2 separate regions of the Homo sapiens genome follow, and region 1 is linked to region 2. Evidence: chromatin contacts called from ENCODE Hi-C or POLR2A ChIA-PET data. All regions are on one chromosome and are shown on one strand. The core of a region is the stretch at or near the end of the contact, and the rest is flanking DNA. Distances in the headings are between cores, read along the strand shown. Region 1 holds the start of INHBA-AS1 (INHBA antisense RNA 1). Region 2 overlaps LOC105375246 (a long non-coding RNA gene).

Region 1 (7,550 bases), core at 38-2,537, 350 kb after region 2:
CTGACTCCGACCTCATGTCTTTGGCAGGAGTTGAAATGAATAATAAAGCTGGGTTTATGATTAGATAGAATACCAGAGCAGAGAGAGCAGTTAGAGGGAGAAGCTGTCTTATTTTAGGAAGCATGATGACTTATTTTTTCAAAATCTGAATTCGATATTCCCCTTTGCTAAGAATTGGTGTGGGTTTTGTTGTTGTTGTTTGTTTCTTAACAAAATAAAAGAGAAGAAGATTCCCATAAGCAGAGCTTAATCATTTAAATCTAAAAAGGCAATCAGCAGTTGATTTTAGGGTGGCAGGGTCCTGCCAAGGCCTTAGGAGAAGGCCGAGGGAAACCTCCCAAGCCTTGGATAACTAGCCTGGAGGGTGTGCAGGTTTCCTCCAGCTTGGGCACATCTGCCTTGCCCCATAGAGAATGTTAACAAGATACCTGCTGTTTTCCCTTCTGCCTCTATGCAGGACAGCTTCTGAAATCCTAAACTGCACAGGGTGTCACTCCAAAAACAGACAGATAGTAGCTGCTAAATTAGAGAACCCAGAGGGCACAAGGTTGGGTTTTGTTTTTCTAGGAAAGAGTGTAAAACTGGAGTGTCTGACTAGTGCCCCGGATAGGGAGGCTTAATAGGTTTGGGGTAACTCATCCCCATGAGCTCTGCTCTACTCTCATCCACACCTGCCAGAAGGGGTCAGGGTGAAGCCGATGGACAGCAGTGCTGACCCGCATGCAGTGGACTTTCCATGAATAACACCCAAGGCTGACTACAGATGTTTAGGTGGGGGTGCCGAGGGAGGGTTACTTGGCTGACTAGAATTAGGGACAGCCGTGTGCAAATTGCTTTTTTAGGGCCAGAGAGGCTGAGGCTGCTGGCTTCCAGTCACACAGCCTACAGGACAGCCCCTGATTTCACAAGAGCAGGTTTCTGATGCATGATCTAGCCCCACCCCTTCTTCACAGGCAGCTGTACTTGGAAGCAAATGATTTAGTGTTCCTGAGAGAGGATTGTACAAAGAGAGTACTCATTAGAGGGGGCTCAATCTGTCAGGTGCTGTTATATTAGGATCAGAGAGTCATCATAAAATGACTTTCATGCTGGTCTTGGCTGATAATTAACTGCATGGCATCGCCTGCGTATTGTAGAGAGGCAAGGGTGCTGATTTATGCATCCGTTTAATTATCTGAATTGAAAGACTCTGTTCCCTGTATTTGCATCCACTGCCTGCGTGCTTTCTCTCTCCCCCATATTTCTGACATTTGGATTTTCCCCCTACTAATTGACATGCCTGTCGCCTCCTTCTCCTGGTGTCCATTTCTGGAACTGCTATTTGTATATTGCATGATATTTTATCAGGAAAAAATATAAAACAGATCTAATTTCATGAAAATGCTGTTGCCATAATGCTCAGGAGAACAGGGGGAAGAGAGAGATTCAAGTCTTCCTAATGTCTACCTTATATGCAGGTACATTTTACAAGTTCTATTGTATTCTGACTTATTAAGCAGTGCATATTTCTTTCTTTTACATTAGCTTTCATTGCAGAAGGGTGTGGGGAGATGAGACTGCTGGAAACTGACGTGGGATTGATGTTTATCAGGGCTGTAGGCTTCAGAAATATATTAAGCCTCGGAATGTCCTAGGTATGAAAAAGATAATAAATAACAGGTCAATTTATTATATTCCCTTTATCTCTATATTACCTGAGAGAGATTGCTATACTGCAGTGACACTTTCAAGATGCCCCAATCCTCCAATCTCCATGCATAACAATTTGAAAAAGGGAAGGTTGACTAAGGCTGGGATGTTCAGGATCAATTTCTAATCAGTTTCAGGTTTTACTCAAATATCTCATGCTGTAAACTCTTGAAATGAATGTCTTCCCATAGTGCGCCGTGAGCAGGTTCTGCATTAGTTTGTACAGGTGCGACCTAGGTTCCTGCACTATTACCTAGCTAACCAGATATAGCTGGTTGCTTTGCGAACCTTTCATTACCTGCTCTCTAATAATATTCTTTTCATCCTCTGTGCTATTTTTTCCCTCCCGAGGCTTGTGAGCAAGGCTGTATCACAGCCTGCTCTGCCTGAGTAATTCACTAAGAAAGTCCCACGCAAACCCATGTGGGTGATAATATTTCATCACTTAAACCTCTATGAGCTTGGTGGACACATACCAAAGAGAGAGAAAAAGAGGTGCAGAAAAATGGGCAAAGAGAAATTTTGTACCTCACAGGGAATACCTCTGAAATGCTGCTGGGTGGGAAGGATTGGACAGAGGAGAGACTGTGTAAGCTGGAAGGAAAGATAGCTGGAAGGGTGTTTGCAGCACATTTTCCTTTGCTTTCAGAATTTTAAAAATGTTTTGAATAAGTCAATCATGAAGGCATGGCAAGGGTTAAGCAACTAAGCCCCTTGTTGTTCCCTCCCCCTACACTAAGATGCAAAATGCTGGACTCATCCAAAAGTCCAGCATCTCAGATTTGTGGGTCTATGAACATTTTCAGTTAAATAAGCAACACACACATGCAGTGTTTCGATTTGGTTTTGTTTTCCTCACCAGGGTCCTGCTTAAAATATGTTGCTCTTTTACATATGGGCAATAGTTATGTCTCTAATGTGAATGTGGAAAGCCTCGTTGTTTATAGAACACATTTAAACTTACCATGGGATGGGGGCTGGGGGAAGCCTCCCTGTAAAAAGCGTCTGTTCCTTTAATTTTCCATTCTTCATCAAGATTTCACTGTGCCTAGATATGGTATAGTCAATGGTAAGGGTATACACAACTACCATTTACAGGGTGCATTCTCTGAAGCCCTAACTTTGCATTTGGACTGCTTCCAGGGGTTTCTGCAGAAAGCAGCAAGTGAGGTCTTAAGGTTATTCCTCCTTTGACCTACAGTAGAGGATCTTTCCTGCAGTAGAACTATAGGTTTGGCCATAAATTATCTTGATTAATTTTTTAGCTTTAATTTCCCTCCTTAGGGTCCATTATTGATTTATAAATGCCCTGGCACAAACGTCCATCATCCATGCCTCTTCCATTAAAGTGGTGATGAAAAAGGTTAAATATTTTGGGAGAAAGGGGTTTTAGGTTCCTACAAGTAGCAAAAATTCTTAAGGTTTAACCCACAAAATTTCAGAGACTTCTTCCAAAGTTCCTGAGAACTTTGGCACTTCTCATTTTGGACTTAGGAACCAGTCGAGTACGAAGAATTCAGAACTACAGCTAGGAGATCACGTGCAAGTATTTTTTAGCAGAAGAGGGGCCAAGACAAATATGTGTTTTCAAGAAAAGTGCCTGGGAAGGTATTACTGCAGTTCTTTAAATATTACAACGGACTTTCCACCCTGGCATCTCCACCACCCCCAGCCCAGTCCATCCACTGCACAGGCCGCAGACCACTATTAATCTCTTTTCCCATCTTTCCCACCATTTCTCTCCACACCCTCAGTTCGGAAACAAACGCATCCTCAGAAGCCGAACACCATGTTCCCACAAGGCATTACAGAAAGAACCTTTTTCCTCCCTGTTTGAAGTCACTTGTCATTTGTCGCTGGTGGAAACTGTTGATAAGGCAGGAAAACTAGGCAACAAAATCAGGGGAGATGGAAGATGTTTTTGTTACGACCCGGGAGACCGTATTAGGGAGAGACTTGTGAGCAAATCAGTATCGCTGATGATTCATAGTCACATTTCTCCCTGCTCCGCTTTGTTTGCTTTTGAAATTTATCACTCGTCTGCCTTCCATAGAGCTCCGGAATGTTCACATGTATCACTAGAATTTCCATTTCCTTTCCTTCTGTCTCATTTAATGTATTACAGGTAGTCATGCTTCTCCCATCTCATAAATTCCTAACTTTTTCTGCAGGATGAGAGGGAGCAGGCGGTAACTGATAATCACCAAGATTAGGGCGCTACAGACAGGGGCTTCCAGTACGCGCAACTGCCTTTCCCTGGATACACTGACAAGGAGCAAAAGTCTTTGGAACGCGCCCTCTTGTGGCCGCTCTTCCCCATTATTCACGGAAGAGAGCGTGTAACCCCTAAAGGCATCCCTAAAGGAGGGGTGATTCACAGAAAAGTTCGGAAGGTGGGATTGGAATGGTGGGAGTCAGCTTCATTTTGAGATGGCTTTCTTGGGGTGGGGAAAATGGTCATCCAAGCAAAGCTTCTTGGATCCCTGTCTGGGCAGTGCAAACTTCTAACTCAAATCTTCCATACATAGTATCCTCCAAGGGGTAGACTTATGTGTTGCGCTTAACAACACCTAGGCTACGTGAGCACATCCATTTCTTGGTGTGTCATTTGTCTTTCTTTCCCTATTCTTTCTACAACAAGTGCTATCAATTGCTAAGCTAATTACCAGAACCCACATCCAGGTTTGACAGCATATGGAGACTTAGAGGTACATTATTATTATGCATTGATTGACCACCTACTGTCATGAGTCAAAATAAAATAAAAATAAGCTGCATCAGCTGAAAAGGCCACTGAATTTAGCTTCATGACATTTATAGTGATAGCTTGGCTTTACCCATCCCTTCTATCTTTCCTTGTGAAGAACTCTGTAGGCCTTAAGGTAAAACATTGAGGGTTTTGTGCCAGCCATGCAAAGAACACACTAACCTTGGTGAGAAATCTTGGGTGATGTGACATATATAAAAATAAAATAATTTTTGTTTGTTGGGATACATTTCAGAGAGCCTTAGAGTGATTCCCTGCTGTTTAGTCAATAACAACTCGCATCAACTTTACAAAAATTGAGCACTTTCTACCTAAACAGGATGGGACAAACTCAGTTAAAAGAGTCCTCAGCACTTCAGCTTTTGGAGGCTCTCTACTTCTGTAGCCAGGCCTTGGCTTTATCCAACAATCAAGGAGAGAAAAGGCAAAAATTAAACGTAGCCTCAAATTGAAGAATCTTGAGGTTGAAAGGGGCTGCTATGGGTCTGCATCTGTGGCATGCTCATGGGTGACAATGTCTGGATTCTATGCTGCACAAAATGGTTATAAGGGAAAGAAAAATGCATTCCTTTTTCTATTCTCCAAAAACTCTTGACATTCCACATAGTTGGAATGTTATTAAAGTTGAATTATTCCAAAAGCAACAAGACATAGGTCTTTTCTATTCATGTTCATATATTTGCTACAATCATTTGGATGATAAATGTCTTTTCTGGACTAGCAAAATCAGCAGCAAAATGCTCACGTGGTTTTCTGCTTGAAGAGTAGACAGTCCATACAGCAATCATTAAATACATGAAATTACATTAAATCAACTTGAAGTTGATGTGTGAAATCCCTCAGAGAAAAATAAGCAATTGTAATAAGTGTTTTCTAAGAATCCAAAGTCAAGTTGTAAAGTCAACCAGGAGTTTCCCATTACAAATCTTAAACTTGACTCAATGTGAACGTCCAACGAATCGCTTTTTCAAAAGTCGCTCATTTTTTTTCAAACTAAACACCTAACTGAGAAGTAAAAAAATGACAAGATCTCATACAACTGAGAGAAGACTGTCACAGAAAGGAAGACCACACATAAGAAAGAATGTAAATGGTCAAATTTTTTCACTGCCAAATCTCTAAATGCTAAGAGAGTGATTTGCTATACAAGTCCAGTAAGTCAGAAAGAGGGGCATATTGCTAGTAACGGTAGTGCGGTTAAAAGTGGTCAAAGGCATAGGTATACTTAGTCATATGACATGGTTAAAGGCAACTGGATACGAGCTGTCATTGAATCCATCATGTGTGGAGGTTGGTATACAAAGACAGGAAGCAACCCTCTAGACCACTGAAATCTGTTTCACATGCACAGCCAAATATTGTAAATATTTTCTTTTTTACCTTTTCCCACCATGAAAAGTTGAGAAAAAAAAATGGGTGTCAACTTGAAAAGTTCCAACCTAGCTTTCTTCCTCAAAAAGCTCCAGAAGATAAAGTCCTAATGATCATGCCTTTTGGGGCTGGGTTAAGAAAGAGCTTTAGGGAAAGAAAGTAGGATCTTCCCTAAGTGAGAGAGGCTTCTGGTGAGAGAGCCAAACTGGGAAGCTTGTAGGACACCAGGGCTTCTCCTGCAAGGGGAAGCCACACAGCCAGCAGGCTATCTGCACCCCCGGAAAGATGCCCTGGTCTTTCATGGTTTTCTTGAAAACAGAACATCTGAGTCAACAGGTTTTCAGATTGGAAATTCTGAGTGTTGCCTTAATTGTTTATACTGCTGCGGCAAACTTTTAAACAAAAATGCTGGGAGTCCCTGCACATACTTTACTGGCCATATGCTCTACCAAACAAAACAATGGCATTCCTTTCAAATGGAGTTGGCAAAGGATGCAATTCTTTAGCCTGGCATTACCATGAAAGTAACACGGTATTAACACATCTGTGTGCCTGACGTGCATGGGCTTGCAGGCATGCAAAGGATCTGTGTCACTTAACTATAAAAATAGCCTGGCTCCAAGTCCATGGGCCCATACTTTTGACAGGTATTGCTATTCAGCAACAGGTTAGTGTGGTCCTGGGCCAACGATTAGAATCTATTTATTAAAGTTCTTCCTCTTAAGGATTGAGTGAGTTCAGCGTAGTATCTGAGAGTACTTTGTCAAGGTTGCGTTCCTTGGCAGAGAGCTCTTAGTAACTTTAGAAAGAACAAAACTGGTTGTTTTATTTATTTTTTTTTCTTTCAGAGAGCAAAAGTCAGTGTCCCAAAAGTAACTGCTGGTTCAATGACAACTGTCCCCCAAAGTAGCTCTTCCCTGTCTTGAATGTGGTGCCTGTGCACTTATAGACATTTTCTAAAGGTAAAAATGACTGTCACTCATAAATATGCCCTGCTTCTCCAATGTGGCCCCAGATTGGACTTTTAAAGGGGAAGGTTTGTTTTAAGAGAGTGACTTCATCTGTGCCATTCCACTCCAATCCTGGTACATTCACCCCTCTACCCTCAATAAAAACTTGGATGGGGTCCGGAAGCCTCCTCTGCTCCCCTAGCACCCGAAAATGCCGCGGCTTTCCTCCGGCTGCTCAGATCTGGTTTCACAGGCAGGGCAAGGCAGCCCCTCACAGTCTGCCTTCCAGCTCAACATTGGCCCCGAGCTTCCTCTCTGTGTGACCCGCTGGGTTTAGTAAGTGTAAGCCAGTCATCTCCAGGCAGAGCTCGACCGAGAATTCCTTTTCTGTAAAGTCCTCTCCCCCTCCCCTGCCTGCCCTCCGTCGGCTAGTCCGCTACCATCACCTAATAACTAATAACCTTCCCAGGCAGTTTCCAGCTGAAGGGAAAAGAAGTTCCTCCTGGGACTGTCAAAGAAATATATTTTACCCTCCCACCCCCCACCCCTCCCCACCCCCTGCCAATGCCAGCACCAACCTGACTCGGCAAACGTGATGATCTCCGAGGTCTGCTCCATAAGTTCATTCATTTCTGCCCTCCTTCCAATGTCATCCTCTATCTCCACATACCCGTTCTCCCCGACTTTGCCCACATGAAGCTTTCTGATCGCGTTCAGAAGCGCCGCCTTGGGTACCGGCTGGGTGACATCGGGTCTCTTCTTCAAGTGCAGCA
Region 2 (6,623 bases), core at 3,035-5,534:
CCATCAGGGCCAGCACTGAGAATGGGCTGTCCCTCTTGTGGACTAGCTCACATAGTTGTGTGCTAAAGCTCTAGGTTTGCTTCTTCCTTGTGCCCTGGTGTCATGCCCAAAGGGATCCTGGCTTACAAGGGAGCTAACCCACAGAACAGCTGATACATATCCACTGATAAATAATCAAAGAACACAGTGCTGATTCTCAGTTATATTTGTTAGTAAGTCAAGAAATGAAAATGACTATAGGCTCTGGAAATAAATTATGTTCATTTTTTGTACCAATGGCACCTGTAATCTGAATTCAAATTTCAGAGGGAAAATAAAAAAGTGATCAGAAACAATGGAGAGAAAACAAATGCATGGAAACTTACGGTTCTACAAATCTTCTCTGAAAAGAAAGCCAAACATGTCCACAAAGAACAAAAGCAAAACGTTCATGTCCAAATCTGAGACATACTCCAGATATGGGTGGTGTTCATTTTTAAAATGGATATGATGTTGGTATTAATCAGCACAAATACCAGGATGGTTTGTGAGGCTCTGGCTTTTGAAATAAAGCTTTTAAATTGCACTGGTTAATAACTACAGAGTGAGTCTGAGAGCAATAACATGTCCTCTTAATAAAACTTTATGTATGAGTATTTTAATGAATTGTTTCAGTATACTTTCAAAGAGAGCCAAGTTAGTGGTTGAAAACAGAATAGGATTAAGTCCTTACTAAGAAACTCAATCCTAACAACTGGTACAAGAATTAAAATGAAGAAAGGAGCCTGTCTTACACACTAGCATTTTTGGAAGCTATTCTTTTTAGACACTATGTTTTAGAATTTCCAGGCATCTGTCTGTTGCTAGAATACCTACACACTTTGCGGAAGCTTTATTTGAAAATGCTGTGTACCTTGTCTAAAGGGCCAGCTGGGATACCAGAAATAGTATCGGCTCTATTTATGTCTTTGGAGTAATTACAGTGGAATTTAAAGACTTAGTTTATAGATCCAAGAAGAAGATCTTCTGTGTACACTAAAAGGATGAATCCTTTCCAGACGACTTCTCATTTGGCTGAAGAAGAGCTTGAGGAAGCATTTCATAACGTCAGCCAAAGTCGTTTTTAGTAAGACCTGGGTGGGATTCTTGCTGTTGATATCCAAATTAAAAAAAGCCTTGATTTTAATCTATCCAAGGTTACTTTGTTGTAGTTATGAAACCATGAATCAATTTTAAAGCTTTCAGGGATGAAAGGAGATATTGAGACAAGTGCCTGCTATCTTTTGTTGAATGGGGGAAAAATATGTTAACCAATTTCCTGATGGCTTCGCCTGGTGGACTTGACTTTTGTTTAGCTAATGTCTTTGTGGAATGCATCTCTGTTTTTCCCTATTCTTGCCCTGCCTCTTACCAAAGGCCAGTGTGTGCATGTGTTCAAGGAGAAAGATGCAGTGTGTGTGGTCAGCGTGCTGGTCTTCCATTTATTGGATGTGAGCTGGACTCTGCTCAGAGATGGGATGCTGAATGACAATGAAAATGATTATGTACCTTGAGGGAGATTACATGACTGTACACTCTTTTGGACAAAGAATGAAAGAATACTTACTTACAGAATCTGTATTATGCTGGCTCCCAGTCTTTTTTACTATGAAAATTAAACCCAACTCATTCTAAATGTGTCCTAGCAGACAACAAACCTTTGAGAGAATTCATTTTCATCACCCTCCAAAAAGATCAGGAAAAAAATCTCATTGGCTATTCATTCCCACAGTACATCCATTCTTTTAAACTTTCATGTGTGTTTAAGAGCCTCTATTGCTTTTATAAGCAATAATTATAGTGATTTAAACATATTGCTTGCTTACTCTGGTGTCACAGAGACTGCAACAATGAATAAGCTAAACGTAGCATTTGTCCCCGTGGACAACACTATGTATTTTCCCAACATTGTGTCTGATCCTTAAGACAACACTATCATAATGGTATTAGGAGCCCCACTTTATGGATGGAGAAACTACAAATGAGAGAGATGGACTGCCTTTTCCAAGGCCATAAAGCAAGGAAGTAATCAAGATTCAAATCCAAGTCCAAGTCCCTCTTACTTCTTAGCCACCTCTTCCCTCTTTTCTTCCCCATATGACTTCATCTATAACACAGAAATCAAAATGGTTTTGGAACTGCACGAGCTAAACTGATCATGACCTGGTTTGTAAAAAGTGAAGTATGCGTCCTCTGTGTGCTAGTTTGTTCTGTGGTTGACCTAGCCAATCTGGACAATACGCTTCTCAAAAATCCCCTTACCTCTGTTATTCCAGAGCTGGCCAGAAGAGAAGCTGGTGTGAAATTTGGGAGGCAAAGATAAAGCAGGACCCATTAGACTCTGAAGACCTTCCTGTGCTCAGATACGGTACAGGGAGATGCAGAGGTGCCCATGGCACCAGCTGGACAGGACTTTCTGACTTCAGAGCTGACCAACAGAGGTCATCACCCATCCCAAGATGCTGGCCTATGGACACACAGAGGCAGTGGTTACACAGAGATAGTAGCTTCCTAGACTTTTCCACAGGTAGTCCCTTTGAGAAGAGATGTGCTTGGCTTCCCACATTTCCCTGCAAAATCCAAATTGTCTCCAGTGCTTTCAGTGGGCTTGGAGGGACTTGCAACTCTCTGATCTTGCAACTACCCCTTCTGACCTTCTTTGCCCAGATTCTCCCACAATTCTTTAAGGCCCGCTTCCTTTTTCACAGGTTCTTCTACCCTGATGGAATTCTTTTTTATTGTTGTTTTTTTGAGACAGTCTTGTTCTGTTGACCAGGCTGGAGTGCAGTGGCATGATGTTGGCCCACTGCAGTCTCCGCCTCCCAGGTTCAAGCGATTCTCCTGCCTCAGCCTCCCAAGTAGCTGGGATTACAGGCACATGCCACTGTGCCTGGCTAATCTTTTGTATTTTTAGTAGAGTGGGGTTTCACCATGTTGGCCAGGCTGGTCTTGAACTCCTGACCTTAGGTGATCTGCCCGCATTGCCCTCCCAAAGTGCTGGGGTTACAGGCATGAGCCAACATGCCAGGCCTGGAATCCTGTTAATATATATGCTCAATTATTCATTTGCTGGGGCAAAATGAATGTTGGCCAAAGGCAAGCCATGGCCCAGCCTACAGATAATCTCTCTGAGCTTCCATGGAAGATGCTTGATCTTGGTTCAGGTAAGTTCTAGTACCACTTTGATCTTCACAAAAGGATGTCACTTCTGTTGTCAGCTTGAGTCATCAAGTATCTGCCCTTAATTAGAGACAGAAGCCTAAAATCTTTACCAGAGAATACCACAATCAGCGGCTCACTTTGCCACTTTATTAAACGCACTATTAATAGGGAATTCAATTCACAAGGCTTCAACCTTCTCCTAAGAGAGTTTTCAATTGAGGCTTTCAGTTCATATAGAATTGCTTCAAGCAGGCTTTAAAAATATTTGAATTTGTTGCTGATGTTTAAAATTTGGGAGATTTCATTTAAAAGACGGAGTCTTACTCTGTCACCCAGGCTGGAGTGCAATGGTGCCATCTCGGCTCACTGCACCCTCTGCCTCCTGGGTTCAAACGATTCTCCTGCCTCAACCTCCCAAGTAGCTAGGACTACAGGTACATGCCACCATAGCTGGCTAATTTTTGTATTTTTAGTAGAGACGGGTTTTTCACCATGTTGGCCAGGCTGGTCTTGAACTCCTGACCTCAGGGGATCCGCCTGCCTCGGCTTCCCAAAATGCTGGGATTACAAGTGTGAGCCACCGAGTCCAGCCTAAAAGTGTATTTTGAATTTCATTTTTTAAACATAGTTCCCCTGTTGCTGGGCCCATATTCCTAAACTGCAATGATGTACTTCATTTGTTTCTTGTTTGGCTCCTCCAACATTTGAACTGGTGACCCCTGGTAATAGTCCAGGTGTTATCACTGGAAAAAGGTTACTAACGTACATACAGACAGTGCTGTAAGGAAGAGGTAGGGAAAATCCCCACTGATTTGTTTCGAAGATGTTGAGGATGTTGTCGCCTTATCACTCATTTCCAGGGAGTCAACTGAGGAACAGAATAGTGCATTATTTGAGTTTAATGTCAAAGACATGTCCAGTCTTCTAGTTTTGATAACATGTGACAACACAGCTAAGGGCTGGTATTCTCACTTGCTCTCTGAAGGCCTTCCACTACAGGTCACTAACCTCACTGGCTGCCTGCACACCGAGGCCTGAGTTCTGCAGGCACCTCAGGATGTAGGATTACACAGCATCCTTCCCTGTTCACTCACATTCATGTTAGCATGGTCTGTCTTGCAGGTTTAAGCTCCAGGCTTGGCTGCTGAACTGGAGCGTTTCCTCCCATAAATGTATGATTTGCAACACTGTTGACTTTTGTTTAGCTTTCCTGTTTGTCATATCTTGCAATGCTTCCTTTCGGTTAAGAATATTTGGCAACTTTGTTGAAACAGGCTGGCTGCCTTAAACCAAAAATTTAAAAGTTTAATTTAGGTTGATTATTCTCTAAAGAAAAAAAAGGGGGATGCTTTTCGGCATAAATCTTCATTTCTTCATTGTAAAATATCTTTTTATCAGCTGATTTAATTAATAGACTTATTTATAAAGAACATGAGGCCTTCAAATATATATGGAAGTGGTGACATGAAAAGGACACATATAACCAGTACCTGGTACAAGGTTAGAAACAATCAATATTAGCTATTATTAGTATATGTGCAATATAAATTATGTGATTATGTTTCTTGTTTTACTTTGGCCTCCAGGAAGCTCCAAAGCAAATTTATGACTGAATTATAACTATCTTGTAAGAATTACATCTTCTGAACCCCCATGTGATTTTTCTGTCACTATTCCCTGATTCTATTTTTCCCCATTTAACTTTTTTTTTGTATTTTATAATCCATTGTGGAATGAGAATGATAGAGTTACATGGAGTAATTAAAATTCCCATCACCTAAAACCAGGATTAAAGCTACAATCTCCTAATTGGTTTATTCATCTTTAATTTCTGGAAAACACCAATTCAATTTACAATCTGAAATTAGAGCATTTTCTCCCTAAAATACATATTTATGTATAATTCTAACATAGTTTTTAAAAATTACCTCCTAATACATAAAACCTAAACATCTTAGCCTGGCATTGAAACATTCCACAAAGTGACTTTGACCTGTTTCTTCAGTTGTATGATTTCTGTTTGATATTGCAACTACAGCCAAGTCAGCTTTTCCATATCAGGCAAAATGTAAGGCACACAATAGATACAAGGACGAAAAGGACTTATGTGGGCAAAATCCTTGGGAAATGCACCATGACTGACAGTTCTCTTGAGTTTTCATACCACTGATATATGGAAGGCTTTGATTCTTCTTGTTTTAGACACCATTTGGGGCCAAACATGTACAATGGGGACACTTTTTTCCAAATAGGAAAGATAAAGTTAGAAAACTGAAAAAAAAAAAAAAAAAAAAAAAAAAGATGGGATTCATTTTGACTTCCTTGTTTCCTTCCTTCCTTCCTTCCTTCCTTTCTTTTTCTTTCTTTTCTCTCCCTCCCTCTTTTCTTTCTTTCCTTCCTTCCTTCTTTTTCCTTTCTCTCTTTCTATCTTTCAGACAGGATCTTACTCTGTCACCCACCTGGAGGGCAATGGTGCGATCATGGCTCACTGCAGCCTTGAACTCCTGGCTCAAGCGATCCTCCCACTTTAGGCTTCCAAGTAGCTAGAACTATAGGCAAATGCCACCACCATGCTAGCTCATTTTTTTGTAGAGACAGGGTCTCACTATGTGATCACCAGTCTGATCTTGAACTCCTGGCCTCAAGTGATTCTCCTGCCTCCAGCCTTCAAAAGTACTGGGATCACAGGTGTGAACCATCACACCCCACCAAGTCTACATTTCTTGTAAACAACACAAAGCCTACTTAAGCTCTTTACTGGCCTAGGAGTACATCTGTGTGGAAGTGTTTTGTTTTTCTTTTTTACAGTAAGGCCAGTTTCCAAGCTCTCAAGACTTTTATGACCTTCTCTCACTAGGCTTCATTTTTGCCTCTGAATAATTATAGTCCCCCACTAATTTATCTGTCCTCCCTTCACTCATTCATTCACTCAATAAATATTGATTGAGCCCTTTCTATGTGCCAGGCATAGTGACTGGTATTGAAGACAGTGAAGAACAAAATAGGTAAGTGCTTGCCTTCTTGAGTTAGGGGAGAGTAAAAACCAAAACTAATCACATAAGAAATGTAAGATCATAAGTTCAGATATGAGCTATACAGCAATTGATTTATGAGAACTATATAGCAATTGATATTACAGGGTAAGTACATAATACCGAATGTGTTCATCTAAGGGCAGGGTTAGGGTAAGGATAGGGGATGAATGTGCAGGAACTGTGTTAGGATGGTCTTAGAAGGTTTATCTGAGGGAATTACATTTTGAAAGAGGAAAGGGAAGAAATCAACGGCAGGAACTAGCTCTCCAAATTAGACTGTTACCGACAAAGCTGGTCCCTCCAAAAATGGGGTCTTTCCCTGTTTGATTACTGGAAGCCAATATACAAAACCAAAAGTGAGTGTCAAACAGTGCAGGTTTTATTCCATGGCCATGAAATTGAGAAGAG

Evidence for each region. Hi-C counts contacts between places; a loop is a spot of excess contacts on that map. ChIA-PET counts read pairs that join two places held with the same protein, here RNA polymerase II (POLR2A).
Region 1: a loop to region 2 is called in a map of IMR-90, with 2.9 times the contacts of the local background. The contact joins the promoter of INHBA-AS1 here to the enhancer-like site in region 2. A Hi-C loop is called at or near these places in 1 of 168 maps with a recorded cell type or tissue (IMR-90) and 1 of 37 single-sample maps with no recorded cell type. POLR2A ChIA-PET finds 5 or more read pairs at or near these places in 3 of 52 experiments (PC-3, Panc1 and activated T-cell).

Annotation. Positions count from the first base shown.
Region 1 is chr7:41,692,632-41,700,181 of GRCh38, forward strand. It overlaps INHBA-AS1 (INHBA antisense RNA 1), which reads left to right and starts at 1,288. Exons shown (of 4, transcript NR_027118.2): 1 at 1,288-1,457. INHBA (inhibin subunit beta A) reads right to left here. Exons shown (of 3, transcript NM_002192.4): 2 at 7,356-7,550.
Region 2 is chr7:41,336,192-41,342,814 of GRCh38, forward strand. All of the region lies in intron 2 of LOC105375246 (a long non-coding RNA gene), which reads left to right. Among named protein-coding and RNA genes, the nearest start is that of LINC01449, 240 kb to the left of the region's middle. Within about 2 kb of position 4,285, at least 2 of the 41 ENCODE cell types and tissues checked have a DNase peak (open chromatin) inside an H3K27ac peak, as active enhancers do; they include PC-3, where a contact is called at or near this core.